Regions from separate parts of the Homo sapiens genome. Here region 2 is linked to region 1. A link is an interaction called in ENCODE POLR2A ChIA-PET data of the cell type or tissue named here. Cell type or tissue: B cell. All regions are shown on one strand. Each heading gives the region's core, and the rest is flanking DNA. Links, peaks and the distances in the headings are about the cores only. Region 1 holds the start of MIR12117 (microRNA 12117). Region 2 has its middle 35 kb from the start of B4GALT1.

What was found. ChIA-PET counts read pairs that join two places held together with the same protein. Peaks named below come from ENCODE experiments on the same cell type or tissue, not always from the same donor. Only the 100,000 strongest peaks of a DNase experiment are listed, where the experiment ranks them.
Region 2: POLR2A ChIA-PET joins it to region 1 with 14 read pairs; 4 of 35 experiments call an interaction of 5 or more read pairs at or near these places.

The regions. Positions count from the first base shown.
Region 1 is chr9:33,103,878-33,109,254 of GRCh38, forward strand. It overlaps MIR12117 (microRNA 12117), which reads left to right and starts at 4,815; the gene lies at 4,815-4,888. It also overlaps a transcript of B4GALT1 not described here. RefSeq lists an enhancer at 3,813-3,992. In B cell, for the core only: no CTCF peak of the experiment used is centred there; no DNase peak of the experiment used is centred there.
Region 2 is chr9:33,200,031-33,205,407 of GRCh38, forward strand. No RefSeq gene overlaps it. Among named protein-coding and RNA genes, the nearest start is that of B4GALT1, 35 kb to the left of the region's middle. RefSeq lists an enhancer at 2,287-2,336. In B cell, for the core only: no CTCF peak of the experiment used is centred there; a DNase peak (open chromatin) is centred at 2,681; H3K4me3 peaks cover 670 bases.

The sequences.
Region 1 (5,377 bases), core at 378-5,377:
CATCATTCTCAATGGTTGCATAGTACTTGATTGTTTGGATGTACTTCATTTTACTTAGCACAGTCCCCCGTTGACGGTGGCTTCTCATTTTCCAGGGCTACAAACAGCACTAGGGCGAACACTGACGCACATACATCTTGGGGTGTGACTTTGTTTTCTTAGGATGAATTCCTAGAAGTTGACTTGTGAGGTCAAAAGATAGGTCCACTTTTAGGATTTATTTCTCTATAGTCCACTCCCAGAATGGGTGTGGTAGTACCCTCGCCAGTACCAAGTCCTGTCTCTCCCAAGTGTCCTGCCCACTCTCCAATCCAGGGTCTAACATGGAGTTCAGGCTCTGCTTCCTGACACCAGGGGACCCTCCTCTCCTTCAAGACATAACCTATCTAGCTGACTCCATTTTCACCCCCAGGGATAATCCAGCCCCCAGCTTGTCATTTCTTCCTCTAAAAAGCCTCCAGCTCAGCCCCTAGTTTCCACCAACAGTCAGTGGGAACCAAGTGGGCACCCTGGGAGTAAGAGGCTCCTTGCTCCCAGTCCTGAGATCTTGACTGAGTCCAGGCTTCAACTTCTCCACCTAAGCCCCACCTGGCAAAAGGACGGTTGTACCTATGTCATAGCTTTGCCACAGCCCAGACTCCTTAGGGGAGGACAGCATTTGTCTCGAGAACAGGTAGCCGCTGAAAAGCCAGTCACTGGGGTCAAGGTCCCCAGCTGGATTCAGCAACCAGGCTGAGTCCTTATGACTGGCCAATCCTCCTCAGGTGGCACAGCCCACACAGCCAGCACGTCTCACGCTCAAATCTCCAGGAAGATGCTGGGACTAACCACCATGCGCTGCCACCTCCAGAGCAGAACAGACCAGGCGAAGCCTTCACCACAGGAGTCTTCTTATTTTTTCATACTGTGGTAAAATACACATAACAGAAAATGCATCATTTTACCTTTTTTTTTTTTTTTGAGACAGTCTCACTCTGTTGCCCAGGCTGGAGTGCAGTGACGTGCTAAGTAAATGAACTGCAACTTCCACCTCTTGGGTTCAAACAATTCTCCTGCCTCAGCCTCCTGAGTGCCTGGGATTACAGGCATGTGCCACCACGCCCAGCTAATTTTTGTATTTTTAGTAGAGACGGGGTTTCACTGTGTTGGCCAGGCTGGTCTCAAACTCCTGACCTCAAGTGATCCGCCCACCTTGGCCTCCCAAAGTGCTGGGATTACTGGCGTGAGCCACTCACTGCGCCCGGCCTCCACATTTTAACCTTATTTATTTATTTATTTTGAGATGGAGTTTCACTCTTGTTGCCCAGGCTGGAATGCAATGGCCCAATCTCGGCTCACCACAACCTCCGCCTTCCAGGTTCAAGAGATTCTCCTGCCTCAGCCTCCCTAGTAGCTGGGATTACAGGCATGCACCACCACGCCTGGCTAATTTTGTATTTTTAGTAGAGACAGGGTTTCTCCATGTTGGTCAGGCTGGTCTCGAGAACTCCCAACCTCAGGTGATCCTCCCGCCTCAGCCTCCCAAAGTGCTAGGATTACAGACATGAGCCACCAAGCCGGCCCATTTTAACCATTTTTAAATGGGAACAGGTAGCAACTGAAAAGTCAGTCATCGGGGGCAGAGTGCCAATGTAAAGTTCTGTGGCATAAAGTACATTCATATTGTTGCACCACCACCATCCATTTCCAGAACTTTTTCATCTTCCCCAACTAAAACTCTGTACTCATTAAACAATAACTCCCCATTCCCCTTCCCTTCCCCATGCCCCTGACAACCACCATTCTGCCTTCTGTCTCTGTGAGTTTGACTATTTTAGCTGACTCGTCTAAGTGCAATCATATGATATTTGTCCTTTTGTGACTGACTTATTTCGGTTAGCATAATATCTTCAAGGTTCATCTGAGTTGTAGTATATGTCAGAATTTCCTCCCCTTTTAAGGCTGACCGATATTCCATTGTATGTATATACCGCCTTTTGTTTATCCATCAATGGACTCGTGGGTTTTTTTTTTTTTTTTTTTTTTGGCTACTGTGAATAATAGTGCTAGGAACTAGTATCTGCTCAGGCTCCTGTTTTTATTTCTTTTGGGTATATAGCTAAAAATGGACTTGTTGCATTCTATGGTAATTCCATGTTTAATTTTTGGAGGAATTTCCATACCATTTTCCATAGGGGTTCCACCATTTTACATTCCTACCAGCAATGCACAAGTATTCCAATTTCTTCTTTTCTTTTACCCTGAATCAACAATGACTAACATCAGATCCAATTTCTGCATATCTTTGCCAACACTTATTTTGTGTTTCTGGTTTTTAAAATAATAACCATCCAAATTGGTGTATCTCTTTGTGATTTTTATCTGCATTTCCACTTAAGGGAGCCTTCTTAAGGTCAGGAAATCCTAGATCCCTTTGTCAAAGGACAGATGGCCCAGCTGAAAGAAGCCTGGGTAGGGAGTTTGCTCCCACGCTCCTCTTAACCCTATTTCTTACTCCTGGGAGCTGAGCAGAGGTACAGCCACCCTGTCCGCATCCCTGTGCTTCTCCCTCAGGCCCCTGGGTACTCTTGACCCTGCTGAGCTTGGTAGGGGATGATCAGGAAGCCTGAGTTTTGGAAGTTAAGGAAGAGCAGGTGAGAGGAAGGATGGAGACAAAGAAGCACTTCTGAGGGACAGCAATGGAGCGTGGATGGCATTGGGCACAAGAGGGAGATGTCTCCAACGCCATGCCAGCCCTCCCTCACCAGGTAGAACTTTAATAGCTTACCCCGTGATGCTCCAGGAAGCCCTGGGAGGGAGGCAGGGAGGGAGGAGAGCAGGAAGGGGTGATCCTGCTGCTTTTACAAATGATGACCCAGAAATAAATGGACTTCCCTCAAGAAGACAGAGAAGGTTAGTCGCAGGGCAAGAGGAAAAGTCAACAGCAGGGCACTTCCTACAGAAGACACAGAGACACAGAGAGGGGAACCAACTTGCCCAGCATCACACAGCAAGTGGGGAGTCAGAGACAGCCACACGTAATGGTCATTGTATGGCTTCCTCCTGGCTTGTCTTTCCAGGCTCCCTGCCTGGTGACCTGGCACTCACTCTCCCCAAATACACCGTGATATCATTGTGCCCTCTCTCTACTCTTGGTGACCCTGGAACACATCTCGCTGCAGGGCAAATGTCCTTGGGGTGTCATGTTCCTCTGGTTTCCAGTCTATTGACCCTGTCACTCATAACAACCTCCTCTGCACCTGGGGTTCCTCTGCCTCACAGCCTGGGTACAGGTCCTGAAGCCCAGAAAAAGGCAGTAGCCACATTCCCTGCCTGGGGACACTGCCAAAGACGGAAATGAGGCTTGCCTGCCATGACCGGCTCAGCCAGACAAACCTCATTTCCTTTCTGGCATGGTAAGAAGTTCCAGTTCTAAGAAGAAACCAGCCCTTAGGAATGTCTGAAATCCCACCTCCTGGAAGAAACAAGAGGGAAGGAGCCTGGATATGTGGCAGAAACTTGGTAACCTTCAGAATGTGGTCAATGTGATCATCCTCATTCCCTCCCCTCTCCCCCCACCCCCACACAGCTGGCCTCAGTCGAGAGCAGCAAACATGTCTCGCCCAGGGAGGCGCCACTCATTCACCCCCAGGGGCAGCCGCCTCCTTGGGCCCCTTGGCCCTGCCTCCAAAGAACAGCTGTAGGCCAGTGATTTGGCACCTGGGCCACGTTCTCCCATGGAAAAGAGGTGGTATGTGGGGGATCTGGTGATTACTCTCATGATTAAGGGGCTCTGCTTGGCTCAGACTTGGTTGTTCTGGGTCCTGTATGAGACTAGAAACAGAGCATTTCTTGAGGAAATGGCTGAGCCTAGGAGCCTGTCCTTGGCCCTCTTCCTCCTTCCTCCCTCCCTGGTCCCTTGGAGCCCATGGGGAGGGGGTTAAACCTCTTTCCCTCCCCAAGGCTGCCATCCTAAACACCTTCACTCAGGTGGGGAGTGGAAGGGTGGGGGAAACACTGTTGGTGAGGTCCTGGGTGTCTCCAGAATAGCAGCAGTCACTCGCCCTGAGGTTTACTCACCCAGCTGCCACATAGCAAAGTTCAAGACGTGTGCCCCAGAAGAGGAAAAGGGAAGATCCCCAGCACCTGAGTGTGTGCATATGTATATCTGTGCAATATGTACATGGCAGTCTGTATATGTCAACACATATGCCCACGTGAATTTCAAACAATTAAACAAGCGTAACACTTGTCGTGCTTATTATGAGCCAGGCATGTTCTAAGTGCTTCATAAGTATGGTATTAACTCACTTAATCTTCATAACAGCCCTATGAAATAGGTTCTGTTATAACTCCCATTACACAGAACCAGAAACTGAGGCAGGATTACTTAAGCCCAGGAGTTTGAATCCAGCCTGGGCAACATAGTGAGATCCCTGTCTCTAAAAAACAAACAAATAATAGAAAAATTAGGGGCCAGGTGCAGTGGCTCACACCTGCAATCCCAGCACTTTGGGAGACTGAGGCAAGAGGATTGCTTGAAGCCGGGAGTTTGAGACCAGCCTGGTCAACATATTGAAACTCTGTCTCTAAAAAAAAAAAAAAAAATTCTGAAAGGCATTTTGTGAGAAACTGAGGCACAGAGAGGCCAAGTCATTTGCTCATGGTCACAGAATAAGAGGCAGTGGCAGGATTTGAATCCAGGTATTCTGACCTCTCATAGGCATATGTCAGCTGTGTTATGCATGTTAGTGTGTAGGCATGTGTGGAGGTGTGTGGGTGGATGCGTGCGTCTGGGTGGATGTGTGTGTCTCTGTGTGTCTGTGTGGATATGTGTCTCAGTGAAGTGGAGCACATCAGTGAAAGGGTGAACTTAACCTTTCACTGGTGTGCTCCATCTCACTCAGACCTGACAGCTTGCAAAGTCCTGTGTGGCACTGTGAGATAATAAAATATATATATTTGGCCTCTGCGCTGGGTTCCTGGTACAGAGCCCCTAAAACTCTTATAATTTCCTGAGCAATAGGAGAATTTTTTGTTCTAATATTTATGCTAGGAGAATCTTTTGTTCTAATATTTATGCTAGGAGAATCTTTTGTTCTAATATTTGGTGCTTGACCCTGGTTCCTGACAGAGCTTCTAATCCCTTGGAATTTCCCGGGTGATAGGAACGTCTTTTGTTTTAATGAAATGATTCTCAGTGAACTCCTGGATGGGGACTGGTCACCAGAAAGACCAAGCCATGATGAGAAGGTTGGCACTTTCAGTCCCACTCCCATCCTTCAGGAAGGGGAAAAGGGCTGAAGGTTGAGCTGACTGGCAATGGCCGATGATGTAGTCTATCAGGCCTATGTGATGAAGCTTCCATAAAAACCAGAAGGACAGGGTCAGATGAGCT
Region 2 (5,377 bases), core at 293-5,292, 96 kb after region 1:
AGCCCGACTCTGGCATAGCATCCCATGATGGTTAGCAGATTTCTTAACTAATGTATGTTAAAATTAAACCTAAACATTCCTTCATGCTGACTCCAAGATTTTAGACAAAGCCTTACTCCTTTACCCAATTGCAAATTAAAGAATCTCTCAATCTACTTATGACCTGCAAGCCCCCACTTCAAGATGTCCCACCCTTTTGGGCCAAACCAAAGTATAATCTCCATGTATTGATTTATGACTTTGCCTGTAACTTCTGCTTCCCCAAAATGTATAAAACAGAGTTGCATTGTGACTGCCTTGGGAGCACGTACTCGAGGCTCTGGGTTTGTATTTTCCCCAGGCTGCAGTCACTCATACTGGTTCAAAATAAACCTCTTTAAAACATAGTATATATTACAGAGTTTTTTTTTTTCCATTGACAGTTTCTCTCTATAGATACAGACACAGATACAGTAGATATTGATATATATTGATTCTGTCTCTCTGGAGAACACTGACTAATACAATAGTTAAAGTAGAAAGGAATTTATGACCAGGTATAGGTGAGCAGAGGACACCCCAGGCTTGAGTTACTAAGAAATCCATCTTCCCGATCAGGCATTACCCTAGAGCTTGTTAGAGATGTAAAATCTTATATGTCATGGCAGATCTACTGAATCAAAATCTGCGTTTTATCTAGATTTTTCAGGCCATTCATATGAACATTAAAGTTTGAAAAGTTCTGTCTTACAACATTACTAGCAGGGCTGGAGGGGTAGACTTAAAATGGAGCTTCCAGAAATAATTGTAAACCCTAAGAATCATCACGGTTCTGCCATCACTGATCATGAAAGAACCTGCCACCACTCCTGCCACAGGAAGCTACTGGGCCAGAAACCAGTACTGATTGGGGACTACAAAATCAATCTGCCACAATCCACATCAGCAAAATGAATGCCCTACCTGCATCCTCTCTCTCCAGTTAACTTAGTTTCAGGTTCAAGTTACATGCAAGTTTATAGAATGATAATTCCTAAGCTCATTTGGATTGCCAGCTGCAATGGAGTGTAGGAAGTGTGACATCCCAGCTGTAATGTACTGGAAGGAGATGGGAAGGGATGTTATGTGAACCAGTCCGTAGAATCCACCATTGGTGGTGTCATGGAAGCTCTGACATGAGCTTCTTTATATCCCTCCGTATCTTTTCTCCCCCTCATTCATGGTAATCCAATTTTTAGCTAAATAAGGACTACATTTCCCAGCCTCTCTGCAGATAGATATGACCATGTGACTGAGTTTGGGTCAATAATATAAAAGTGGAAATGTCCCAGCACTTTGGGAGGCCAAGGCGGGCAGATCATGAGGTCAGGAGATCAAGACCATCCTGGCTAACACAGTGAAACCCCGTCTCTACTAAAAATACAAAAAATTAGCCAGGCATGGTGGCACATGTTTGTAATCCCAGCTACTCCGGAGGCTGAGGCAGGAGAATGGCGTGAACCTGAAAGGCAGAGGTTGCAGTGAGCTGAGATCATACCACTGCACTCCAGCCTTGGCAACAGAGTGAGACTACGACTCAGAAAAAAAAACAAAAAGTGGAAATGTCACATAGCAGCTTCTAGGAATCTTTGAGAGAAAGTAGGATCATGTCCTTTACATTCATCTTTTTTCCTCCCTCCATTGTGCTGTTTGGAGCATGAGATGGTACCGTCTTAGACTAGGAGGTTGAGGGCTACACCCTAGGAGTTGGCAGAGCTTTGAGTTAGGAAGAACCTGAGGCCAGGTGCAATGGCTCACGCCTGTAATCCCAACATTTTGGGAGATGGAGGCGGGTGGATTGCTTGAGTCCAAGAGTTCAAGACCAGACTAGGCAACACGGCAAAACCCCATCTCTACTAGAAAAAAAAAAAAAATTAGAAAGGCATGCTGGCACATGCCTATAGTCCCAGCTACTCAGGAGGCTGAGGCGGGATCGCTTGAGCCCAAGAGGACAAGGCTGCAGTGAGCCGTGATCACACCACTGCATACCAGCCTGAGCAACAGAGCTAGACTTTGTCTCCAAAAAAAAAAAGAGTATAATCAACAGGCAATAGCTGATAGAAAAAGTAAGGCCTGAGAAGTGGCCCCTGGATTTGGCCCTAGACTGTTGATGACATTAGCAAGAGCAGTTTCAGTAGAAGGGGCAGGGCAGAAGCTAGACTAGAGACTGCTGGGAGAATGAGAATCGAGAAAGTAGAGGGAGCAAGTACTGTCAACCACTTTGAGCAGCATGACATGGTGATCAGGAGACAGTGAAGGCTGTGGGCTCCATGGAGGGTTTTCCTGGCTTTTCTCTACTTTTAGGACCAGGGCAGACAGAGCAAGGGTGGCCTGGGATATCCAATGTCATTCAGTGTTGCAGCCCATCTGGTGGCTGTGGCCTTCATAGCCCTGGAAATGCTGATGCTGTCTCAGAAACAAGGGGATAGTGGGAACCTGGAATAAAGGAGGCTGGAGGATGATTTAGGCTCAGCCAGAGTAGATGCTGTTAAGTCCTTCCCGTTGGGCTGCTCCACACTGGGGTGCCTCTGGGCATCCTTCAGCGAGAGGCTGCCCCTAGTGTCCCCTCCCTCCCCGCCTCTGGTGCTGCCGGCTGCATCCCAGGCCTGGAACCAACATGCCGAACAGCCTCAGCACATCTGCATAGCTGACGTCAAAGCAGACCACAGTTTGTCCTCTGGGGAGGAAAGGGAACCACAGTATGTGTGTTGGTTTCTCTTCTATCTGAAAGCTCTTTCGCCCTTTTCTGCACTCAGGCCCCTGGCTAGCTTTCCTGATGTGCCTCTGGGATTCTTCCCCTTGGCACCTCCTCAACCCCGCCCTGCAGTCCCAGGTTTATCCGTTTCTTGTCACCTTGTGCTCAGCTGGGAACCCCTCCCTGCCTTTTCACATCCCTTACATCACTCCCTGAACACACTAGTCACTTACGTCCTCTCCTTCTTCAACTTTCTTTCCTCTCAAATGATAAAACCACCTTCCCAATCAAAGATTTATTGTGCAGGGAAGTTTTCCCAGCTCCCCACGGTAGTGAGATTAGCCAAAGGCGAATCACATGGGGGAAACTGGAGAAGGAAATGGCCCAGATTTACACCAGAGCTGTGGGGAGCAGAACCAGCAGCCAATCACAGAGGATCCTCCCTGAGTGGCTGACCCTTTGCGGGGACATAAAGTGTCCATTTATCTCCTATCTTGGGAAGAAGTGAGGGTCCTCACGAGGGCCTGGCACTTGCCAGTCTGCCAATTGCTGGGACGAATCTCAGGTTTTATTAGCCCCTCAATGGTCTCATGTATCCAAGGAGAAAGTGAGGGTCCCATGTCTGAGCCCAAGCAGGGGTTGCTCTCACCTTGGCAGCTCCCCATCTCCAGGATGTGCTCTTGCTACTCTGGAATATGGCAGCCTCTGCAAGTGATACTGGGCTTACAACACAGAAAGTGTCTCAAAAAACTTATAAGCATCCCTCAGAAACCTCTCCTGCTCCCCACTCCTGGGGCCCCATCAAAACCCAGCTTCCAGTGTTTTAAATCAAAATATAGCAGCCACAGAAAGCCTTCAGGATTGATAAGAGTTGAGCCAAGCAGATTCAAATAGCAGTAGGTCTGGTACCCTACAATGGTCTTGCCCTCCTCTGACCAATATGTCCTGGATGAGGAGGAAGAATTCAGCAAAAGGAGCAAGCTTCCCTCAAGGTGCTTAGGAAAAAATACACACTCTGGACACTGAAAAGCTTGGGGCTGATCCTATCCCTGCCACTGCTGACTTTGGGTTCTTTTTTTTGAGACAAGATCTCACCACGTTGCCCAGGTGGGTGTCATGAACTCCTGGGCTCAAGTGATCCTCCTGCGTCAGCCTCCTGTGTGGCTGGGACTATCGGCGTGAGCCCACTGTACCTGACTCCTATGGGTATATTTTTAACTTCTTTGAGTTTCCACTTTCTCAATTGTAAAACAAGGCTTATATTTCCTTTTACCTAAAATTGTAAAAAATTAAATGAAATTATGCATGCACAGTTCTTGACTTTTATTAAGTTACTAACCTGCTTGAAGGTAAAGCTTCAGAATAACTTCTTGTTTCCCATTTTCAGAAATTCTCTCCTCTCTGCTTTCGGCTTACCTTTCTCTTCTCTTATCATTTTCTTCCCCAGCACCTGGAAGGTCTCCTAGGTCCCTGCTATTCAAAGGTTCAGGGCAAGCAGTATCACTTAGGACCTTTTTAGAAATGCAGAATCTCAGGGCCCACCACAGACCCTCTCTGAATCTGAATCGGCATTTTAACAAGATTCCCAAGTTTTTCTCTGTGCATACTAAACTTTGAGACGTGCTTGTACTAGATCACCCCTTTCTTCTTTAATTTATGACATCAAATAGCACTGGTTTCAATAATTCACACCACTAACAGGAGTTTCCCCCCAGCAAATTGCATACTACTTACTAAAATCTCCTTGATTATGATACTGGAGTAACAATAAGTCATAATATTAATGAAAATTATAGCACAGTGTAACATGTGTTTAATGCTTTGGTATTTACAACATGCTTTTATACCCACATAATCTCATCTGATTCTAGAATATGGAATAGTTATCAATCAGTGAATTGATGAATGAATGAATGACTTGGGGCTATTTGGTGGAGAGAAACTGGATTATAAGAGGATTTTGAGGTTATATCAGTGAAGAATTTTGCTCAGCTGCTACTAAGAGAGATCCAAGTCAACAGTGGTCTAAATAAGACAGGGTCTTAGTTTTCTCCTAGGAAAGGCCAGGCAGGTATGGGGACTCTATCTACAAGGTCTCCAGATTAGAATTATTTTGTCTTCTGCTCTGCTATCTGTGGCACATGACTTTACTCCTTAAGATCACCTCACGGATAAAAAATGACTGCTAGGGCCTCACCCATCAAGTCCATGTCCCAGGGAGGTAAAGGAAGAATGATGGGGGGAAAGATGAAGTGGTACTTGCTAGCTAAGTTAGCCTCCTTTATACAGCTTTCTCAAAACGCCACCCAATCACTTCCCCTTACTTCTCATTAGCCATCCCTATCTGCAAGGAAAATGTAGTCTTAGCTAAGACTAGGCACATTGCTGCCCCCAATATAGGAGTAAGGAAGGTGGGATAGTGGCTATAAGGAAGAAAACTAGCATTCTTCCTATGGCATGAATGACAGGAGCATGAATGAAAGGGAGAGATTGATATACAAATCATGTTCAGTGTGCCAAGGCCTTTCTGGAAGTGTTTCGTATTTCTCCTTATGTAATGGCTCAACAAGGAAAAGAGTCAGGACAGGATGGAGTGGTCTCTGCTGGGCTGCTTCTGGGGAAAAAGAAAATGTCTTTCACTGATGTATTAGCTGAGGGCCCAAA